2 separate regions of the Homo sapiens genome follow, and region 1 is linked to region 2. The links are chromatin loops, found by intact Hi-C in ENCODE. Cell type or tissue: ascending aorta. All regions are shown on one strand. Each heading gives the region's core, and the rest is flanking DNA. Links, peaks and the distances in the headings are about the cores only.

What was found. Peaks named below come from ENCODE experiments on the same cell type or tissue, not always from the same donor. Only the 100,000 strongest peaks of a DNase experiment are listed, where the experiment ranks them.
Region 1: it touches region 2 in a loop (3.0-fold over the local background); 9 of 110 quality-filtered maps call a loop at or near these places.

What each region holds. Positions count from the first base shown.
Region 1 is chr5:168,998,642-169,009,451 of GRCh38, forward strand. All of the region lies in intron 4 of SLIT3 (slit guidance ligand 3), which reads right to left. Among named protein-coding and RNA genes, the nearest start is that of SLIT3-AS1, 9.2 kb to the right of the region's middle. RefSeq lists an enhancer at 7,989-9,188. In ascending aorta, for the core only: a CTCF peak has its summit at 5,680; a DNase peak (open chromatin) is centred at 5,695; H3K27ac peaks cover 1,169 bases.
Region 2 is chr5:169,192,848-169,203,657 of GRCh38, forward strand. It overlaps SLIT3 (slit guidance ligand 3), which reads right to left. Exons shown (of 36, transcript NM_003062.4): 4 at 632-703. Among named protein-coding and RNA genes, the nearest start is that of MIR585, 65 kb to the right of the region's middle. In ascending aorta, for the core only: a CTCF peak has its summit at 4,701; no DNase peak of the experiment used is centred there; H3K4me3 peaks cover 558 bases; H3K27ac peaks cover 2,875 bases.

The DNA of each region.
Region 1 (10,810 bases), core at 1,595-9,594, 190 kb before region 2:
TGCAGTGAGCCGAGATCGCACCATTGCACTCCAGCCTGGGCGACAGAGCAAGACTCCATTTCAAAACAAAACAAAACAAAACAAAACAAAACAAAACAAAAGGCCATTGAACAGGGTGAAAAGATGTGTCCTCAAAGTGTGGTCCCCAGACCAGCAGCATCACTGTCACCTAGGAATGTGTTAGAAATATGAATTCTTGGGCCCTACCCCAGTCCCACTGAATCAGAAATTCTGGGAGGGGACCCAGAAATCTGTGTGTGTGTGTGTGTGTGTGTGTGTGTGTGTGTTTTGAGACAGGATCTCGCTCTTTTGCCCAGGCTGGAGTGCAGTGGAGTGATCATGGTTCACTGCAGCCTCAACCTCCCAGACTCAAGTGATTATCCCACCTCAGCCTCCCAAGTAGCTGGGATTACAGGTGTGCACCAGCATGCCCAGCTATTTTTAAATTTGTTTTTTTAGAGACAGAGTCTCACTACATTGCCCAGGCTGGTGTCGAATTCCTGGGCTCAAGGTATCTTCCTGCCTCTACCACCCAAAGCGCTGGGATTACAGGTGAGTCACCCTTTAGGAGGTAATGAATGAACTTCCAAGTATGAGAGCCTCTGGTAATGGGTTCAAGACCTCTGGCTCTGGAGTGGGATACAGTCAGGTTTCAATCCCAGATCTGCAGGCATGGATCTGCAGCAGTTCATCTTGTGCTGCTGGCTTTACCTCTCTTAATTTGGTTTTCTGATTGGATAAACAGTAATAATTACCCCCATCCCATAAGGTTGTTGGATCAAATAAAACAGCACAGCTACATAGAGCCTTGTGTGGGTATTTTGGGGTGCTGAGTGATAACTAATCATATCCCCATCCCCTTCCAATTCCAGACCCATGTGAAGCAGGCAGATGGAGACCAGAACATGGGCTCCATTGCTGATGAACTCCTCTGAAGGACTCAGGGATCTGGTCCCCACTCACATTGGCTTCCTAGTGCTGCCTCCCACAAACTTTGGACAGTGTCCCTATAGGGTGAGAGGGTGAAGGTCTGCAGAGGAGGCACACAGCCCAAGTCCCTGCCTCACACTGTCAAAGCCGAGGAATGTGGACAGAGGATATGCAGCCACGGGACTCACAAAGGCAGCCCTGGCTTCACCATGGAGGGCCGGCCCTGGGGCTGCAGGTACAGAGTGGACGCCCACCTGGGAGCTTTTGCACGGGAAGACCCATGCAAAAGTGGACCTGCTGGACTGCTCAGTCATTCCTCTTGAGCTCGATGGCCTTGTGGCTCATGGCTTGGAGTAGGGAGATGACCCAAAGACCCTTCATGATTTTTTCCACTTGGGGTCTGGGTATCCCCATCCTTCTTAGGAAATAGCAGAAGTAAAGTAATGCCTATCACTTGCTAAAATCAGTGCTCAACAAATACTGCGATCATTATTGACGACAAAAAATCAGTGCTCAACAAATGCTGCGATCATTATTAAGAAGTTATGGCCGGGTGCGGTGGCTGTAATCCCAGCACTTTGGGAGGCTGAGGCAGGCGCATCATGAGATCAAGAGATCTAAACCATTCTGGCCAACATGGTGAAACCTCGTTTCTACTAAAAATACAAAAATTAGCTGGGCATGGTGGTGTGTGCCTGCAGTCCCAGCTACTCGAAAGGCTGAGGCAGGAGAATCGCTTGAACCTGGGAGGCAGAGGTTGCAGTGAGCTGAGATCACACCACTGCACTCCAGCCTGGGTGACAAAAGCAAAACTCCATCTCAAAAAAAAAAAAAAAAAAAAAAAAAGATTTGTAAAGGATATTAACGTAATCTTTTCTGAAATGGAAAGTTCAGTTGCATCAACGCTTAAGCCTACAATGAAGAATTACTCAAAGAGAAGAACAATAAAAAACTCACAGAAAGTGTTCAATAACCTAAAAACAATAATCTTATGTAAAACAAAAATTTTACATAAGAACTCATAACAAAAACTTAAGGGTGTTAGAAGTCAGAGCATGACGTTAATAATATGATACAGAGTTGAACGTGATAGATCTGGTCAGTATCAAACTCACTGAAGAATGGTCAGAAATTACCTTCACACAAACAGCAACAGAAAGAAAGATACACGGCTGACAGTTATTAGAGCTCTGAGCATACAGTAAGCATCTGATAAATACTGATGGGCTGGCTATTCAATTACAACTGACCCGACAACCTATTCTTGAAGCATTATTTAATTTATACTAGATGTTCTTTTTTGGGGTTTTCAGTTCTAAAATCTCTCTCAAATAACTTTTCCTGCCAAGCGGTTATTTGAGTTGCGTCGGAAAGCTTTCTTAGTGAATTCTGCACTGAATGGCTCCCCTGGAAGAAGTTTATTACTTTGTCATCTTATTTGTTAGGAAAGTTGTGATATGACAGAGGGACATAAATAATCCCATTCAATGGGAAAAAGATGCTTTCTGCAAATCCATAGTACTTTTCACATTTCAAACCACTTTCACATTTATCCAAGTGCTTTGCTATTTTTATAAATGAGCATCTGATGAGGATGAAATGAAAAAAAATTCTCAGCCAACCCTTTCAGCCCTTTCTGAGGAAACTTCTCACTTCCAGCTCATCGCCACTGTCCGTATTTTGAACCTGTCTTGTCTGCCTTATCCTGAGAAAAATGAAAAGTTCTCAAACCACCCCCACATATTAATTTGCCATCAACTTTTCCTACTAAGTACTTAAAATTCACTTTCTGCTTGAAATGAAGGGAGAGGCACCTATCTTTTGAGTTCGGCTTGAACAATAAAAATATTTAGAATAAAAAAACACCAAATAATGACAAGAAGTACAGGCACATAGGCGGGTCACGTCTTTTTTTTCCCTCCTTAAGTGTTACAATGGAACATTTTGACTTGTTATGAGAGTGGGAATGAGAAAGTGAAATAGACTAGAAACAGACCAATTTCATTTTTCTGTCAGCATCTCATGACAGGCCAAAGATAAACCTCATAAACTGTGAAAAATGAACAATTCTTGGTTTTGATAACCTAAGCTGGGATGAGAACCAAGGAATTAATATCTCTGGAACCCAGGAGTTTATCTCCCTTGTTTTTCAGTGATTAATCTCAAACTAATCCCATTTTTGTCAACAATTTAAACAAGCCAAAAGAAAAGTTTTAGACTCCTGGCTATAGCTCCTCTCTTAGCCTACCCTTCCTGGTGCCAAGTGAAGTGGTAATTAACCAAAGTCTCCCTCCTTTTTTTTTCCCCTTGACATACAGAATTGCAGGGCAGCAGTACTCCAGAGAAGGGAGACATTGGTGGGAACTGCAAACGGTAGGTTTTTAGAGTAGGGAGAGGAGGGGACTCAAAAGAGGAATAGGGAGCATGGGGGTATGAAGGTAATTATAGGAAAAAGCAATGTGGCTGGTGTGGTGGTTCACTCCTGTAATCACAGCACTTTGAGAGGCCGAGGCAGGCAGATCACCTGAGGTCAGGAGTTCGGGAACAGCCTGGTGAACATGGTGAAACCCCATTTCTACTAAAAATAAAAATAAATTAAAAATTAATCAGGCATGGTGGTGTGTGCTTGTACTTCCGGCTACTAGGGAGGCTAAGGCAGAAGAATCACTTGAACTGGGAGGTGGAGGTTGCAGTGAGCCAGGATGCACTCCACTGCACTCCAGCCTGAGCAACAGAACGAGACTCTGTCTCAAAAAAAAAAAAAAAAAAAAAAAAAAAAAAAAAGAAAAAAAGAAAAAGCAATGGGGCATCAATGAGTACAGATGGGGCAGATGGGGAGATTTGGAGCAGACAATGAAAAGAATGGTCTGGGAAGTGAAGAGTTTCAGAACTAGGAAATAGTGGAGATGACATCAGGTGGGAGGATGGACTTGCAAACCCAGTTAGAGAGTGTGGACAGAATGTGATGGCCACAGGGAGCCATTGTGTAGTCTAGAGCAGGAAAGTCACGTGGAGTGAGTGAGTATGGGAATGGCAATGGTGTGCAGGCAACCAGTGGAAGAGACTAGAAACAGGGGCTCTAATGTAGAAACATCTCAGTATTTGGGACAAGAGGGGATGAGGACTACATTTTTCCGTGTTTTTCTTCCTTGATCAAAGTATTTCCCTAACTTTAGCAGTCTCTTCTCACTATTAGCTAATTTTGCCATAGAGGCACAAAACTTGTACTACTGTTTACTTGTTTTACCTTATCCATTAATGACTCTTATTTAAACATCTGTTTTATCCTCACCTTGATCTGCAATGTCTGTGAAATTACAAACTTGGTATATTAGTTACATATAGGTTTTAACTGTATGAAAACAAGTATATGCCTAGTAAAAGAAGAAGTTTGTCTGAATCTTACTTAAAATCATCTCAAACTACCAGTGGGGCACTTATTCTTTGGGGGAAGGCTGCCTTCGCTCACAGGTTCTTAAGCTTACTGGGGTCATAGATTCCTTTGTTTACCTACTAAATCCATTAGAAAGGATTTGCAAATGGCACTCATGATATTACCAGTATGTATCTACATATGTATGCAGTAAAATCTAGTCCTTTTTTCCTAGAATACTCAGTGTGTCTGAGCACGCACAAACAAACTTTGCATATCATTTCAAGTTGTCACTATTCCTTGGATTAAAACTCTTTTGACCCATCTGAGGCTTGCAGAATATGGGCCCTAGCTTCTGGGCAGACCAGGGCACTCAGTACATCTTCCCAAAGCTCATGTGGCCTTGAAGTCCTACTGAGTGTCTGCAGTACCCTCTGTGGGAGTCTGACCCTGCTCAGCTTCTAGAATGTCCTGTGGTGAATTCCATTGCTAACGTCTCCTCCGATACCCTAGTTCTTTTCAGAGGCTCCTACCAGAAAATTGACACGAGGAAACTCTATGGCATTGGTCTGCAGGGGCCAGAGTGGCCGTGAACACAGATGTGAACACAGACGTGAACACAGGCTCAGGGCAGAAGCTGAAGGAGTGGGCTGTGTATTTGTGCCTAGTCTCCCAGACTTTTCTGAGAGAAGAGTTTCGTCTCACCCATGGCCTGCAATTGCCCTGTCAAATCAATTTGGGAGACTATAAAGATATAAGAGCTGAACAGCACCAACAGGGGACTCTCTTTTTTTCCTTAAGGCTTCTTGCCAGATATAACAAGAATAAATATGAAATGGCTTCATATTCCAAGCATGAACTAATGTTGGGGTTGTGGCTGATAAGTAAGGAACAGCTAAACAGGCTTTGACATGGTGGCTCTGGAGGGGGCAGCGTTCTCGCTGGAAGTGGGGATGTGGGGATTTATCAGGCCTGTTGTGGAGTGAGCTGTCTGGAAGAGGTTCCTCTTCCATAAAAAACCCAGGCCCCTGCTGACTGATTCTCACGTTAGGAAAACATTGGTAAATCATCAGCATAATCCAAGAATTATTCCCTTCCTCTACTCTGCGCATGAAGGCCCTTCTTTTCTTATCTGTTTTTAATTTTCTTCATGGGTGCTGTTCCTAGTCCATTAATTGAAAGGACTTTTGGCTAGAAGCCCACGACTGTTTTGGGAAAAAAAAAACACACACACCAAAAAACAGAACAACACGAAACCCGAAGGGCTGATATTCTGTGCATCTCAGAGAAATAAAAGTGGATGGGAATGGCTCCTTCGGGAGTCCCTGCTGGGTTCGGTTCTGCCATGCCCAGAGGCACAGGTAGGGGGAACTGGCTGCCTGGACATCTTCCCCCAGCTGGGCTGCCAGGGTAAATCACTGGCTTTCAGAATGTCCTCTGGAGAAAATAAGGTCATTACAAGGCTTTTAAGATCAACCATAATAAACTCCCTCCAATTTGTTTTTCTTCAGCTGCTTTTACTGAGCCCTCTGGGCCTTCCTCCAAGCGCTGAGTATGATACTGCTCAGCGTGATGCAGAGAGGAGAGAAGGGGCTTTGGACTCAGCTCAACAGACCTGAGTGAAAATTCTGCCTCTGCGTCTCCCTAGCTACGTAGCTTTGGGACTACAGGTAACCCCTCTGCTATGAACTGCATGTCTGTGTCCAACTAAAATTCATGTTTGAAAGCCTAACCACCAAGACGATGGTATTTGGAGGTGGAGCCTTTGGGAAGGAATTAGGTATAGATGAGGTCATGAAGATGGAATCTTCATGATGGATGAATTCCCTTATAGGAAGGGTCCAGAGAGCTTGTTTTCTCTAGGCCATGTGACGATACAGCTAGAAGGCAGCTGCATGCCAGGAAGAAGGCCCTCCCCAGAATCTGATCATGCTGGCACCCTGACCTTGAACCTCCTAGTCTCCAGAACTGTGAAAAATAAGTGTCTGCTGTCTAGGCCACCCAGTTTATGGTACAGGCGCACGTTGTTTTATTGAGCTTTCTTCTTTTTTACAAATTGAGGGTTTGTGGCAACCTGCATCAAGCAAGTCTATTGGTGTCATGTTTTCCAACAGCAGGAATACTTCGTGTTTCTGTGTCCGTATTTTTAAGCAATAAAGTATTTTTTATTAAGTTATGCAGATTGTTTTTAAAACATAATGCTGTTACAAAATAGACTATGGAACAGTGTAAGCATAACTTTTATATGAACTGGGAAACTAAAAAATTTGTGTAATTCACTTTATTGCGATACTCACTTTGTTTGCAGTGGTCTGAAATGGAACCCATAATATCCCCCAGGTAGGCCTATATTCTGTGACAGTAGCCTGAGCTGACTACAACAGCCTCTGAGCTTCAGTTTTTGTAAAACAGAGAATCTAACGTCCGCATTATGGAGTGGCTACAAACACTTGAGAGATGATGCATGTAACATGTATAGGAGAGTTCCTGGCCCATGGCAAGGTGAACGGTAAACATTATAACCAGTGTGGTTGCTATGATCATCAGCAACACCACCAGCATCTTCCCTGATGACCTGGGCCAAGGTTGAATGAGAATGGAGACAATACATTCAACTCAGTTTAACACCATTTGGAAAGGATTTGCAAATGACACTCATGATATTACCAGTATGTATATCCCTACTTTCATCTTTCAGCTACATAATCAGGATATAGCAAAGGACACAGCTGTAATATTCATTCATTCGACAAATATTTACTATGTTCCAGACACTTTATACTAGAGTTTCAGGTACAGCAGCAAGCAGGGCAGACATCATACTTGCCTTGCTGGTGAGTACTTGTGCCTTTGGCACTCTGCGCCTTTGGAGCTCTGGGGGAAACGCAGCGCAAAAGGCTTCAAAGGCAACCTATGTTATTGCTCAAGGTTGGTGTTGCAAACAAACAGCAGTGCATAGAAGTCAGCAGGGCCATAGGAACTTCAAGTTTATACTTTCCCCAAAATGCCCATAGAAAATTCAACAGGTATTTGCTGTCGAATCTTCAACAGGCAATTCCTCAGTGCCAGGCACTGTGCTAGGCCCTTGTCCTTGTGGTGGACAAGGCAGGCCCAGTTCCAGCCTTGCAAGGCCTCATAATCTAAGTGAAAGGGGACACAGACAAGAAAAAAATCATCCTACCAAGTGGTAATGCCTGGTCCCCAAGGCCACTGCTGTCTTACTGTAATTCAGGGCCTTGCAGCGTAACTACCAACCAGCCTGGCCATCCTCTGAATTTGGGTATATGGTAAACCTTAAAGCATTCTCTTCTCTAATCATCTATTTTATTTATAGGATAATACAAAAAGCAAAAAATTAGCTTCTTCACCTAAGAGATGCGACAATGAGAGAGTTGGCAGATCTGGATTGTATTCTACTGTCCATATGGCTGGTTCCTTCATCCCTTAACAACACGACTCCCTGTGGAGCCATGAGGAATCTACCCCTCCCTTCCCTCTTTCTTCACTATTCCCCAGCCTCCCACATTACACACAAGTTGTGGTCTGGGACCAAGAGGGTTTTGTTTTTTAAACAGTTAAATCTTCCATTGCAGACCAATTAAAATTTAAAGATTTTCTCTCTCTTTCCCCCTCTTCTCTCTCTCTCTCTCTCTCTCTCTCTCACACACACACACACACACACACACAACTCTCCAAGCACAAAGAGCTGACAACAACCTAGTGTTTACTATTAGAAACAGGATTTGAAAATTCAAAGAAAGAAAAGTTAATTCTTCACCTCCATTTGTCTTTTCCTCCCCAAAGTTCCCTAAATGAGAGACTGCTTTACCAGGAAGCCTGAGTGCCTCCCACCCAACCGTTCCTGTTGCTGGACATGAGAGTCGAGCCCCTTGGCCTTTTTGCAGAGTGTCTGGATACACATACATGGTGCCTGAGGCATGCCCTGGGCACTTGGTAAGCCAGGCTACTCTCATCACGCAGCCCTGCCCACCCCACCCCCCAACTGCAACCTGTAATGTGGTTAGGATCCGTGTCCCCACCCAAGTCTCATTTCAAATTGTAATCCCCAGGGGTCAAGGGAGGGACCTGGTGGGAGGTGACTGGATCATGGGGGCGGTTTACCCCATGCTGTTCTCGTGATAGTGAGTGAGTTCTCACAAAAGCTGATGGTTTTATAGGGCAGTTTCCCCTGCTCTTCTCTCTCCTGCCACCTTGTGAAGAAGGTCCCTGCTTCCCCTTCTGCTATGATTGTAAGTTTCCTGAGGCCTCCTCAGCCATGTGAAACTGTGACTCAAATAAATTTTTTTCCTTTATAAATGACCCAGTCTCAGGTATGTCTTTAAAGCAGTGTGAAAACAGACTAATACAACCTGTATACTGCCAAGTCTCAGTATCTTGGATGTTTTCCTAGTCTGTCATCATGACTCATTGACAATTCCAGGGGCTCTGCCCTGATCACCAAGGATGAAGGGGTGGAACATCAGGCAGTCCCTTTGGACCCAACCTTATTCTACGTGCTTTTTGATCCAAAACGAATAGATGTTAAAATAAGATTAGGTTGAAAGTGTCTAGGAATCTCTGGATAGGTAAGTAGTTTGCATGACACATACCTATGTGTGTGTTAAGTGTGTATTTTGGGTGTATAGTCTGCATGTGTTTGCCTACATACACTGCAGCCTGTCTGCTTCACTGAATATACACTGACTTGCTCTGCTAGAGTTTTAACTATCTTCACTTTCTCCAAGTAGAAAGCCCCTCTTAATAGCGTTTCTTCCCGAGAGTAATCAGAACTAAAGATGGCCTTTAACTAATGCAGTTATAATGCAGGTACACACATACACACCTTTTGCCTTTTGAAATTGGGCTCCCCATGACTTCTCTTGCTGAAGCACTCAGGGCCAAAAAAGTTATCGCTAGATATTAATTTAGACATTAATCTTCCCTGTGAATTTTCCTTTTCCCTGTTGCCTTATAGGACACCAAACAGAGATCTCCTTGCAAAGCAGCCAGCCTGCCTGGAGGTCTGGTCCTGAGCTTTGTGGAGCCCCATCCCTGGAGAACCGGACACTTTCTTTTGGTATTACCAGGCAGAGGGCCATTGTTCTGCCATGATGTAAGATAGACTCCCAGCTCTATGTGGCTCTTGGTGAACTAATGATAATTTTATTCTTCTCTTGGGTAAAGTTCACACAAGGAAAGATGAAGATTAAAGGCAAAAATAAGATCAATTCTTTGCAATGAAAAGAAATCATCTCTGGGAGGATGTGAGTTAGAGAAAACATTGGGTCTCATAGAAAAGGGATCTCTAGACTCATGAAAAAAAGCAAATGATTCCTGTGGGCAGTCATCTTTGGGTCACCACATAATCTGTGGCCATGAAGCTGCAAGGCTGGGAGGAGGCTCCAAGACAAGGGCCTGACTTCCCTAGCCATGACGGGCCTGACTTCCCTAGCCATGAAGAGAAGCACAGGGGTTTGGAGAAGAGGCCATAGCAATAGCTAGAGCTGGCATCAGGAAGGAGCCAGAGAAATCCACAGACCTCTTGGGCAGGTGGGCCCAGACGAGATAAGACCTGCAGTCCCGGCTAGCTCCACCTTTCTATTGAGAAAGAGGGGCTCCCGGCTCAGCTACTGACTTCCCTTGTGAGTCTGGATGAGCCACACGGTCTCTCTGTGTCTCACCATCTGTTTTGTTGTTGCTGCTGCTGTTGTTGTTTTTTTTTAACTTTTTAATAAAAATAGAGACAGGGTCTCCGTATGTTGCCCAGGCTGATCTCAAACTTCTGGACTCCAGTGATCCTCCTGCCTTGCATCCTCTTTTTCAAATGGAAAGTATTCCTGCCCTTCCTTTGCCTCACAGATAAACTATTCTGAAAGCAATAATAGCAAACATTCACTAAGCCCTTACTATTTTCCAGGTACTGCAGCAAACACTTGAGCACATTTTCTCACATAACCCCTCCAACTACCTCATGATGAATGTATTTATGTGCTGTCATTATTTGCATTGAACTGATGAAGAAACTGGAGTTCAGAGATTAAGTAATTTGTGTGAGGTCACACAGCTGGTCGGGCTGGGATTTGAACCAAGGCAGCTTGACCTCTCTGCACCCAAGGTAACATTTCAATATGAGCCAAAATTACAATTTTTTTTTAAAAGAGAAACCAGGAAAGGTTAATTAGGAGGAAGCAATTATCTTAGAGCACAAAGCAAGTGCACATGGTCCTTGAAAGCTATTAAACTAGAAGATGGTTTTCCTCCTCTTGAAACTCCCCTTCTACATCCATGTCCTCCCCTGCACCTTTAGAGACCAACAACCTGCTAATTCGCTTCTCAGATCCCACATAGCTGTGTCTCTGGGTGACCGTAACTTGGGTGAGTCAGCAGACAATCTCTGCAAGGCTCTCAGAAAGATGTCATTAGTGAGAAATGATGCCAAATGTCACATGTAGGAGTCTGTTTGCAAACAGGCTCTTCCCTCCTCGCCGAAAAGCAAGCACGCTGTGT
Region 2 (10,810 bases), core at 1,164-9,163:
CACCTGCAACTCCAGCTCCTGGGCTTCCAAATTCTCCCACTGAATAAATAGAAGTATCTCCAACTCTCCCCTCTCCTCATTTTACCCTGGATCTCTGAAGAGAATAAAGCAAAATTCAACACATTTCTTCCTTTTCCCACAAAATCATAAACCCCCAGACCCAGGGTTCCTAGACTGGCAGCGCTAGGAAGTGGGAAAAAGGCAGGAGCTGCTTCAACCAGCAAGGTGATGAGGTTGCCATGTTCGGTCCAAACCGTTGCCTTCTGAGACCACTGACAGTCTCGTGTGAATAAACCTATCTCAAACCCCACCTCAGGGAATTTACCTGAAGTAAGTTCAGACCCACAATCCATGGAAGCATCGCCTCCCTCCTTGCAAGGCAACGATGGACTACCACACATCACTAGTCCTCACTGGTCATGCAAGCCGCTGATGTCTGAGAGAAGGAGCAAGAAGTCAGGCCTGGAAGTGTTTGTTGGGGGTAGACGTCATGTCAAAGCCCTGCTCCAAGTCTCTATGTCAGGGCCTAACTGCCAAGCTCCACACGGCACGGCGCTCCACAAACCACATCCTCCACATCACCCAAGCCAGGCAAGGCACAAGGTAGAGAACACAAGGCAACTCTACTCACAGTCTGGTGAGCTTCGGCGTGCTCTGGAAAAGCAATTCTGGAAGGACTTGCAGCTTATTCTTGTTCAGGCGCCTAAAGAGGAAAGAGAATGGAAGGATGTCAAGGGGACATTAAACCAGATCAAACGTATTCAGATACCACTTTAATCAATCAGTCAATCAATCAATAGGCATTAAGAGACTCTCTACGTCTTTCAGTATGGGCTGCTCAACACATGTAAGGTATATTCCCTGTTGGCGGGGCTTAGAGTCAGGTTGGGAATGCAAAGCAAAGGTCAGTCAAAAGTAAAAATACAGCACATGCGCTGTGCTGCCACACCTCCATCAGTCTTGGAGAGACATCACTAATGGATCACAATATTCCTTCCCATGGACTCCAGACAAGACTTTTGAACTTTTCTCACCATGAGCTTCGTGTAGCTATTACTGAGTGATGAAACTGGCATGTGAAATACACACCTAAAAACATAAATGGGCCAGGCACGGTGGCTTACGCCTGTAATCCCAGTACTTTGAGAGGCTGAGGCAGGCAGATCATGAGGTCAAGAGATCGAGACCATCATTGGGCAACATGGTGAAACCCCGTTTCTAATAAAAATACAAAAAAATTAGCTGGGCATCGTGCTGCATGCCTGTAGTCCCAGCTACTTGGGAGGCTGAGGCAGGAGAATCGCTTGAACCCAGGAGGCAGAGGTTGCAGTGAGCTGAGATCGTGCCACTGCACTCCAGCCTGGCGACAGAGCAAGACTCTGTCTCAAAAAAAAAAAAAAAAAAAAAAAAAAAAAGAAGAAAAAGAAACCTTAAATGAAATATCAGAGGAAATATTCAGGATCCTAAACAGTGATTGTGGGAGCAGATAGTAGTTGCTTCAGGAACAAAGAAGAGGGCATGGCAGATCACCTTGGACTGAGGAACAAAATGGAATTCTGGCCATCTTGGCTCTGTGGACCAGAGTAGGATTCCATTGTGAGTTTTGTGGGTCCTTGGCAATTTTGCCTTTGTGGGCTGCTTTCTACATCAAATTTTTTTTTAATATTACATTTTATAACTATGTCGGTATAAATGCAAATATATTATTACATAACATTTCTACCCAAAAGTTCATTTTTGTCTTCCAATATTAGAAGAAATTAAAACATTTTCATGGGCCCCTAACAGTATTGTAGACCCTTATCACCATCCCTGGAGGTGGAGAAGTAGGCCCTGGGTCAGGGACCAAGGTCTGGGCATGAGGTATGGCTTGTGGCAAAATCTGCCCAGTAGGGATGGCTCACATTGGATGTTGGCCAACGGAGCCAGTTTCTCTTAAGCATGGTCAATGCTAAACACCCACAGAAAGGCTACCTGAGTTTTTAAGTGACACAGAGCCATCATTATGATCTCCATGAAGGCTGCTTTCTTCGGAGCACTGGGCCAAGAGAGACGCCCTGCTGCATGCTAGCCCCATGCCCCTCTGCCCTAGTGAGTTGACACAGCCTAGCAAGGGAAACAGGAAGCCACCCAAACCATGATTAAAGCATACACCCCACAGTCCCCCAGAATCTTTCAGAGCCAAAGAGCAGTTCATAGCCTGGATGAATTTTTCTACTTAGAGTGAATTGAGTATGGCCTATTACATGATGTAACTATATGATCCCCATCTGAGAGCTAAAGCTAACTAAGGAATAGAAAAGGTGAGCTTCTCCCTAGCTCCTGGCCCCAAAGCCCTGGCCCCCTTCCCCTGCCACCAAGCAGACATGATTTCCTATTTGGGATTTTGCTCCCATTTCCCCCCTTTCTTCCTAGGTCTATGGACAACAACTTTAGAGGGATGAGCGACTAGAAGGAGGTCAAGCAGGACAAAGCATGTGATAGAGAAGCATTGAAGACTTCACATATAATAAGCCCACTGTCAAGAGGGTGCTACTCAGCCTGACAGCCATGCAGCGAGTGGGTAAGCACTGGGCAGGGAAGCCATCCACGAGACTCCTGATGAGGAGGAGGCAAGGAGGAAAGGCTGGAAAGTTGGATAAGATAAGCTCTAATTCCCTGGCCACCACTGGGGCTGACTCTTGTTTTGTTTTGTTTGAGACGGAGTCTCGCTATGTTGCCCAGGCTGGAGTGCAATGGTGCAATCTCGGCTCGCTGCAACCTCCATGTCCCAGGTTCAAGTGATTCCCCCACCTCCGCCTACCGAGTAGCTGAGATTACAGGTACACACCACCATGCCTGGCTAATTTTTGTATTTTTAGTAGAGACGGTTTTCACCATGTTGGCCCGACTGTTCTCAAACTTCTGACCTCAAGTGATCCGCCCACCTCAGCCTCCCAAAGTGCTGGAATTACAGGAGTGAGTCACCGTGCCCGGCTGAGGGAAGCCTGACTCTTACCCCAGTGCTTTTTATTTTTAAAAAATTGCAGTAAAATCACATATCATGAGATTTATCTTCTTAGCAATAAAAAAACTGTACACTAAAAGTGTAGTTAGTTCAGTAGCGTTGAGTATATTCACATCATTGAACAACTAATCTCCAGAACTTTTTCATCTTGCAAAACCGAAATTCTGTCCCTGTTGAACAACAACTCCCCATCCCTCCTTCTCCCAGCCCCTGGCAATCACCGTTCCACTGTCTGTCTCTGATTTTGCCTGGTGCTCTTTGACCACTGCCAGTATCTGCTTTTTGTGTGTTCCCATCACTAAAGTAGAAAAAAAAAAAGAGGGGGACTCCAGGAAGAGGAGGATGAGGCAACATCTATTTTTATGTTTTGAGTAGTTCCCATGTACTCAGCGATAACAGGTGGAAGCCGTTGGAACTGGAGAAGGCTTGATGTGATGTATGTGGGATTCACCGGGGCTGGGCACAGGTCTGGCTATATTGTGCTCTTGCTGTGGGATCTGAAGCAAGCTATCTAGCCCTTTGGACCTCAGTTTCAGATCTGCAAAATGGGTTACAGTGAGTCTTAAATGACACAGTGTCTACGCAAGCGTTCAGCACTGCAATAAGAGCATGACAACAGTGATGATAATGGTATGGATTGAGTTCTACATGCATGTCAAACGCCATGCCACGTGCTACACAGGCAGGATCATAACTGCAGCAGTGCTCATGGTAGGTGTCATTATTAATCCTGTCTCATACAGAATGAACCTGAAGCCTGGGGAGGTCAAGCCATCCCCAAGGCCACAATGTCAGGAAGTGGTAGTGGCAGGATTTGCACCCAGTCGGTCAGACTCCAGAGCTCTAGTTCTGAACCACCATGCTACTCAAAGCCTTTCAATAAACAACAGCTCCCTCTCCCTTTCCCTTTCTTAATTTTTCTGTTTCTTTTCATCCAGAGTTGCCACTTCCTCCAACCCATCCAAGGCAATGAACCACCCTGTGTACATTGCCTTCCCTGGAAAGGAACTCTCTTGGAGGTCCCTAAGGCAAGAACTGAGTCTCTATGTGGGTCTGTCTGGAACCACCCTCTATTGTCACAACTGTACAAAGTCTTTTAAGAGTTATATTCAGAGAACCAACACTCCATTCCAGGCAAAAATCCTAAAACCCAGCTTGCTGCTGTCTTCAGTGAGTAGGGTGTTCGGTTTGCTGAAAACCCTAAACCAGAGTTGAAGCTAAAAATAAAACCAGCTTGGCTCCAAGGCTCCTGGAAGGGAAGGAATCATTTTCAGTTTTTTGCCGGTATTTGTGGCTGGACAAAAATAAAAATATAACTAAATTTAGCCAATTGTGTGCTGCCCACTGCTTCATAAACCCTGAATGAGGATTCTGGGACAGATGGGTGGGGCTCTGCTCCCAAAAGCCTTGGGACCTTTCCACTTAAGCTCGAGCAGGTCGCCTGCTGGTTCTCAATATCAGAAGGAGCTAGATACTGTATTTCCAGGTAACTCCAGGATTTACTCATATTTACTGAGTAAATATGGGCCTGGAAAGTCTTCCTTGAAAAGATGATGAAGGCTCCAAGCTGCATAAGGTACACTTCCCATGTGGCTTCTGTGAAAGCAGCCCCTCAACAGGAAAATGAACAGAATGAGACATGCTGTTCTCCTGATAAACAGGTAAGTGCCGGGTGCAGACAGTGGCTATTGGCCATGGTACACTCATGCCATCTGCTGTTCTGTTACTCTGGGTCCAGAGGTGGAGATCTCCTGCCATAGTTCAAGCTGGAAGTAAATCCATGATTACTGAATGGAGAACAGGACTGAATGGAACTCATATGAGGACAGAACTGAGGAAGTCAGCAAATGAGATGTGGGCCAGGGCAATGACAGGATAAGGCCTTCCTAGGTATTCCCTCTCCCACTAAGATCAAAACTCCTCAGCTTTCCTGATGCAACAATGGGGAGCATAAAGGTAAAAAAAAAACCAACTGGCTGCTGAGTTGCAAAGCCATACTGCTTTTCAGCCTGAATTGAGAAGCACTAAGAAATAGGCCCTTGTCTTTGTGGAACCACTAAAGGCCTTTCTAGATGTACCTGGGTGTAAGATATAAATAGAAGTTTTTGCCACTTCATCGAACCCATCCATGTATCCATTCAACCATTCATCCATCCAACTGTTCATTTATCTGTACATCCAACCACCATCCATCTATGCATCAACCAACCCATCTACCCAAGCATTCACTCATCCGTCCAACCACCATTTACCCATCCATCCATTCTTTCATTTCTCCAGTTTTTCAATATGAACATACAAAAATGAATAAGATACAGCCCCTTCTTTTAAAAATGTCATATGCTAGTGAAGAAGACAGACCTGAAAACAAAAAATTGCCATGTTCTTGAAAGCGAAGGTGTCGTGGGAACACAATGGAGCAGCAGCTAACCCAGTCCTTGTTAAAAGAAGGCTTCCCAAGGAAGATGGTTTTGAGTTTAGTTTTAAAGGATGACTAGAACTCTTTAGGAGACAGAGGTGGAGACTTCTAGACTGAGAGAGCAGTATGTGCTCTGTACTCCATGGAGGGCCAGGAGACAGGAGCATTTGGGAAGCAGGCTTGCACTGCTAGAACACAGAGGTGACCTGCGAACACAAGTGATGAAGGTGTACAACTAGGCAGCAGTCATACCACAAAGGGCCTTTTTATCCATAATAAAGAATTTGGGTTTGGCTTTTTACAGATAGTAAGAGGGAGCCAGAGAAAGGGTTTGAGCAAGGGAGTGATAATCTGGTTTGAATTTTAAAAAGTTCTCCTGGCCGGGCGTGGTGGCTCATGCCTGTAATCCCAGCACTTTGGGAGGCCAAGGTGGGCAGATCACGAGGTCAGGAGCTCGAGACCAGCCTGGCCAACATGGTGAAACCCCGTCTCTACTAAAAATATAAAAATTAGCTTGGCATGGGGATGCACATCTGTAATCCCCGCTACTCGGGAGGCTTAGGCAGGAGAATCACTTGAACCCAGGAGGCAGAGGTTGTGGTGAGCTGAGATCACACCACTGCAAGCCAGCCTGGGCAACAGAGCAAGACTCCAACTCAAAAAACAAACAAACAAACTATACACACACACACACACACACACATATGTGTGTATATTTATATATATATATATAAATACACACACACACACACACACATACATACATATACACATGTCTCCTGAGTAGCAGTAAGCCCAGTTTGGAGGAGGTTGAAATCGGAAGCAGGAAAACCAGTTAAAAGTGTTCTTGGGTAACTAGTGTCTCTGCATGAAGACCTAATTAAGGATAACAGTGCAGCTGAAGTGTAGGAGAGAGAGGTGAGGTATAATCGGCTGGGTTTTGTGACAGGATGTACGTGAGGATTGGTCTCTGCGTGAAGACCTGGTTAAGGATAACAGTGTGGCTGAAGTGTAGGAGAGAGAAGTGAGGTATAATCGGCTGGGTTTTGTGACAGGATGTACGTGAGGATTCAGGGAGTTACAGGAGTGCGGGTATGAAAAGTCGCTCCAGGTGGGGTAACTGATCAGTCAAATTACCAATCCCTAATGAGAGGAATAGAGAAGGGAGGAACACTGTGCGGAAGGTGGTGTGTTTAGATTCAGGATTTCTGCAATGCTGAAATCTCTCAAATATGTTTTGACAGCTAATAGCAGTAGTTAGTAATAATACTAAAACCATGAGCCAGGCATTGTACTGAGCACTTTACATGCACTACCTCATTTAATCTCCATGGAAACGTTTGGAGGCCAGTGCTCTTAGCATCCCTATATTTAGGAAATACTGGCCTAAGAAGGTTAAGAACTTGCCCAAAGTCAAGCTTGACCAACGTGATAGTTGGTGGGACTTGAACCCAGGTGCCTGCTGCTAAGCCTGTGCTCTTACCTACTATGTGTAGTGAGAATTCTTAATTTAGCCCTTCATTATAAACTGTCTTATCATCTAAGTTTCAAGGACTAAGGGTGGGAAATACAACTAAAAAGTCCTTTGCGTCCCAACAGTAGCCAACACAGCATCAGGCACACAAAGAACCTTCCAGAAGGGCCTGCTGAATTTCATGAATAAATCAAAAGGTAGGAAAGGCCAGCTAGGGGAGCCTGATGAATCAATAGCCCTGCTGATCCGGGAAGTCACACTGTGTGAGGGTAAACAGGGCTCCCAGAGGGCCTGCCTACCTGAGTCTGTCTTCATCATTCAGAAACTTCTTAGAGACTCAGCTTTCAGAGGTATCAACCTCACTGACAAGCAAGGTGAGCAGGGCGAAGGGGTCACTACTTCCCCTCCCTCAGGAAAGGGAAGGGGTGAGGGGCCACTAGGGCCTGGGCATGGCCCACTGCACATCAAATCCCCTCCTTTCCTCAGGGAGCTGTGGGCTGTCAGCTGCCCAATCAGGCCCGAGGGAGGAAGAAAGTCAAAGTGTGCTAACCCCTACAGGTCACCAGGACTGCTTGCTTTAGTAATGAACTCAATTGTTTCCCCTTCCCCAGGCAGCTTCTTAGGCAGCCTGAATTCTTTCTCCGTCTACTGGTACTTTCAGAAACACTCACATGTCTCAACAACAAGAACCCAAGCAGCTTTGTTATCTAGTGCAAAAGCTCCAAGTCACCCCCAATGGAGAGAGGGAGAGGGACAATGCTTCCTGCCAGCTGCTGCTCCAGGCCAGCAAGCGCCAGGGATGATGACTACAGACTCCGGGCAAGGGCAGAACCAAACTTCACAGGCCTCAAACATCAGTTCAGAGATGACATCATCAACTATGAAGATGTACAGATGTCACTATAAATCGGGGGCAAAAAACTTGAACTCTGGAGAGTCAAAAGAGTAGAGATCCTTGATCTGGGGCTGTTCCCACTAGTTGTTTACTGTAGTCACTGAAGGCCTCTTACTTCCTTGGTTTCCTCACCTGTCTAACAGCCAATTCAGGCTTTTTTTTTCCTGCTATGCAAATTTTCATAATGCAAACTGGATGTAATCTGAGCAATTCAGCAAGGAAGCTAATTTGTGATGGTTGTTGGTTTATACCAGTGTCATGATCAGGAATGGTCCCCATATGTGGGGCAGGAAAGTCTAATGGCTTACAGACTCAATACCCAGGGCCATTTTAGTTGAATGATGCTATTCTTTGCCTTTGAGGCTTCCCTTTTTTGGAGGGACAAGCAGCTTCATTGAGATATAATGGAGCTTCCTTATAGTAAGTGTGGACCAACCCACAATTTATTTTGATGGCTTAGCTGCAAGTTGACCTGAGATTTGTCTTCCATGGTATTCAGTATTTGATCAATGACATTTAGGCTGGCTTACATCAGTTTTGAAATCAGTTATTTTTTAGTTTGTAAGTTCTGAAAGTCCTAATAGCAATTAAAAACCCCTTTATTTTTGACATTTCTATAGGAGAAAGAAGTTTGTGGTCATACTTTAAAATTCTGATCCCTAAGCAGTTTTTTTTACCCTCACTGAAGATGTTTGCAAGAACCCTTTTAAAAAATAACCTAAAGATTATTTTAGGAACACAATTATTATGTAATAGCAAAACATGTACCTCATGGGATATCTGAGAGGGCTGAATGGTTTAACATCTGTAAAGGGCTTTGCAATGTTTCTCAAGGGCTCAATAAGTGGTAGCTGTTACAGCTACTGTTATTATCAGTATAATTGTCCCTAGATGTCCCAAGAGGTTGGAAATTCAGGAGATTTATTTCTCCTTCATAGATGACTATATCAGTCAGCAAGGCAATAACAAATGAACTCCAAAATCTCAGTGGGTTAACACAATAAACACTTATTCCACACTCACATAAAGGGTTTGTTCCATATGGTATGATACCTTAGAGAACATGTGGCCTCCAAGGCTGCTGTGCCAGGGGAAGAGAAGGAAGGAGGAAGTACATCAGCTCTTAACTCCCTTGACCCAGCAGTGACTCATACCACTTCTCACATGATTGGCCAGAACTAGTCACATGGCACAAACCTAGCTGCAAAGGAAGCTGGGAAATCTACAGGAACACTTGGATATTTTGTTGAGGACTATCTTAACCACCAGTATGCCTTAAGCATCAAAACAGCACAGATCTCTTTGTCAGCCAGGTGCAGTGTCTCATGCCTACAGTCCTGGCACTTTGGGAGGCCAAAGCAGGAGGATTGCTTGAGTCCAGAAGTTTGAGAGCAGCCTGGGAAATATAGTGAAACCTCATCTCTACAAAAAATCCAAAGAATTAGCTGAGCATGGTGCCACACACCTATAGTCACAGCTACTCAGGAGGCTGGGTGGGAGGATTGCTTAAGCTTGGGAGGTGGAGGTTGCAGTGAGCCAAGATCATCCCACTGCACTCCAGCCTATGCAACAGAACAAGAGCCTATTTCAAAAATAAATAAATAAAATAAAATAAAATAAAAATCTCTGTCCTTGTCCATCTATCCATCCTTCCTTCCTTTTTTATGTTCACATAGGGCACTTACTACTATGAGCTAAGTGTTGTGTTAGGTGTTTTATCTGTATTATCTCACTTCGTCCTTAAAGAAACTCTTGAAGCAGACACTGTTACAGTCATTAAGATAAGGAAACTGAGGCACAGCAAGGTTATGTAGCTTTTCCAAAACCACACAGCCCAAACTTAAGGCTTGAACAGAGGTCTCTTGGACACTAAAACCTGTGATTTTAACCCCCTTGCCATTCTGCTTCTCTAACTTTTTGGAGCCTTGGTTGACAGAAGGATGCCCAATAATCCCAGCAGGGAGGATAGAAACAAGGAATATTTGCCGGCCATGCCTCTCTGGTTTCAGAAGAAGGCTATGAGAGTCTCAGGAAATCCTTGCCCTATTTATGTGGTTATAGAGAACTCTGGGAGCTTGGTCAGGATCACATCCTACTGAGATCCAGCTCAGGACTCAAGTATGAAAAGAAAACAAGCACAAAGCCCCCCCACCCCACCCCTGCCCGCAACACACACATACCAAACAATCTCTTTTGACCTTTCCTGTACCTCACATTGGATTACTTTTTCTCCAATGACATGGCTGTTAGGGAAATGTAGAGTACATAATGGCCTGAGCCTGCCTTGCCTCTGACCCCTGCCCTGGCTACTCCCATATGCCCCTGATGCCCACAAATGCCCCTGCATCCAGAAGATCTTGATTTCAGGAGAAACGAAGGGGGTGAGGGAGAAGATGGACAAGAGTCCTGTCTACACAGAGGTGGAAAATCACTGGTTCTGCAGAGAATGGGCCAAAAGGCACTGTGAGTCCTCTAGTTCCAGGATGGCTGACTCACAGGCCTAAGTAAATTTTGCCCAGAACAATGCAGGGGAACCCCAGAGGCCGTAGCCAATAGGTTGCTTTATCTAGGACTAAAGTCAAGGGCATGGGTCTCTGGGGAGCCCCAGAAGATTGTACAAGGGTATATATTAGTACACTAGGGCTCAGACTCCAAGAAAACATATCTAGGGTGGAAGAAAGCACATATTTATGCGTGCATGTGAATGTGCACACACACACACACACACACACACACACACACACACAGCAGATAATAATGTACATGCAAGTTAATAGTCATTTATAACTTCAGAGCTGGCCAGATCCATTTCAGGCAGTCAGACCACTTGGCAATCACCAAAGCTGCATCCCTATAGTGACCTCTTCCCCATGACATCTCACAATGCGGCCAAGAAAGCAGACAACTCCCCAGATTCAAGAATCACTCCTGGATCTCTTTTGAGATTTTCTACTCTTGCAGCTTTCCCCGGATCAGAGTTTTTGCACATGCTCTTCCCTTCTCTGGGAATGCTCT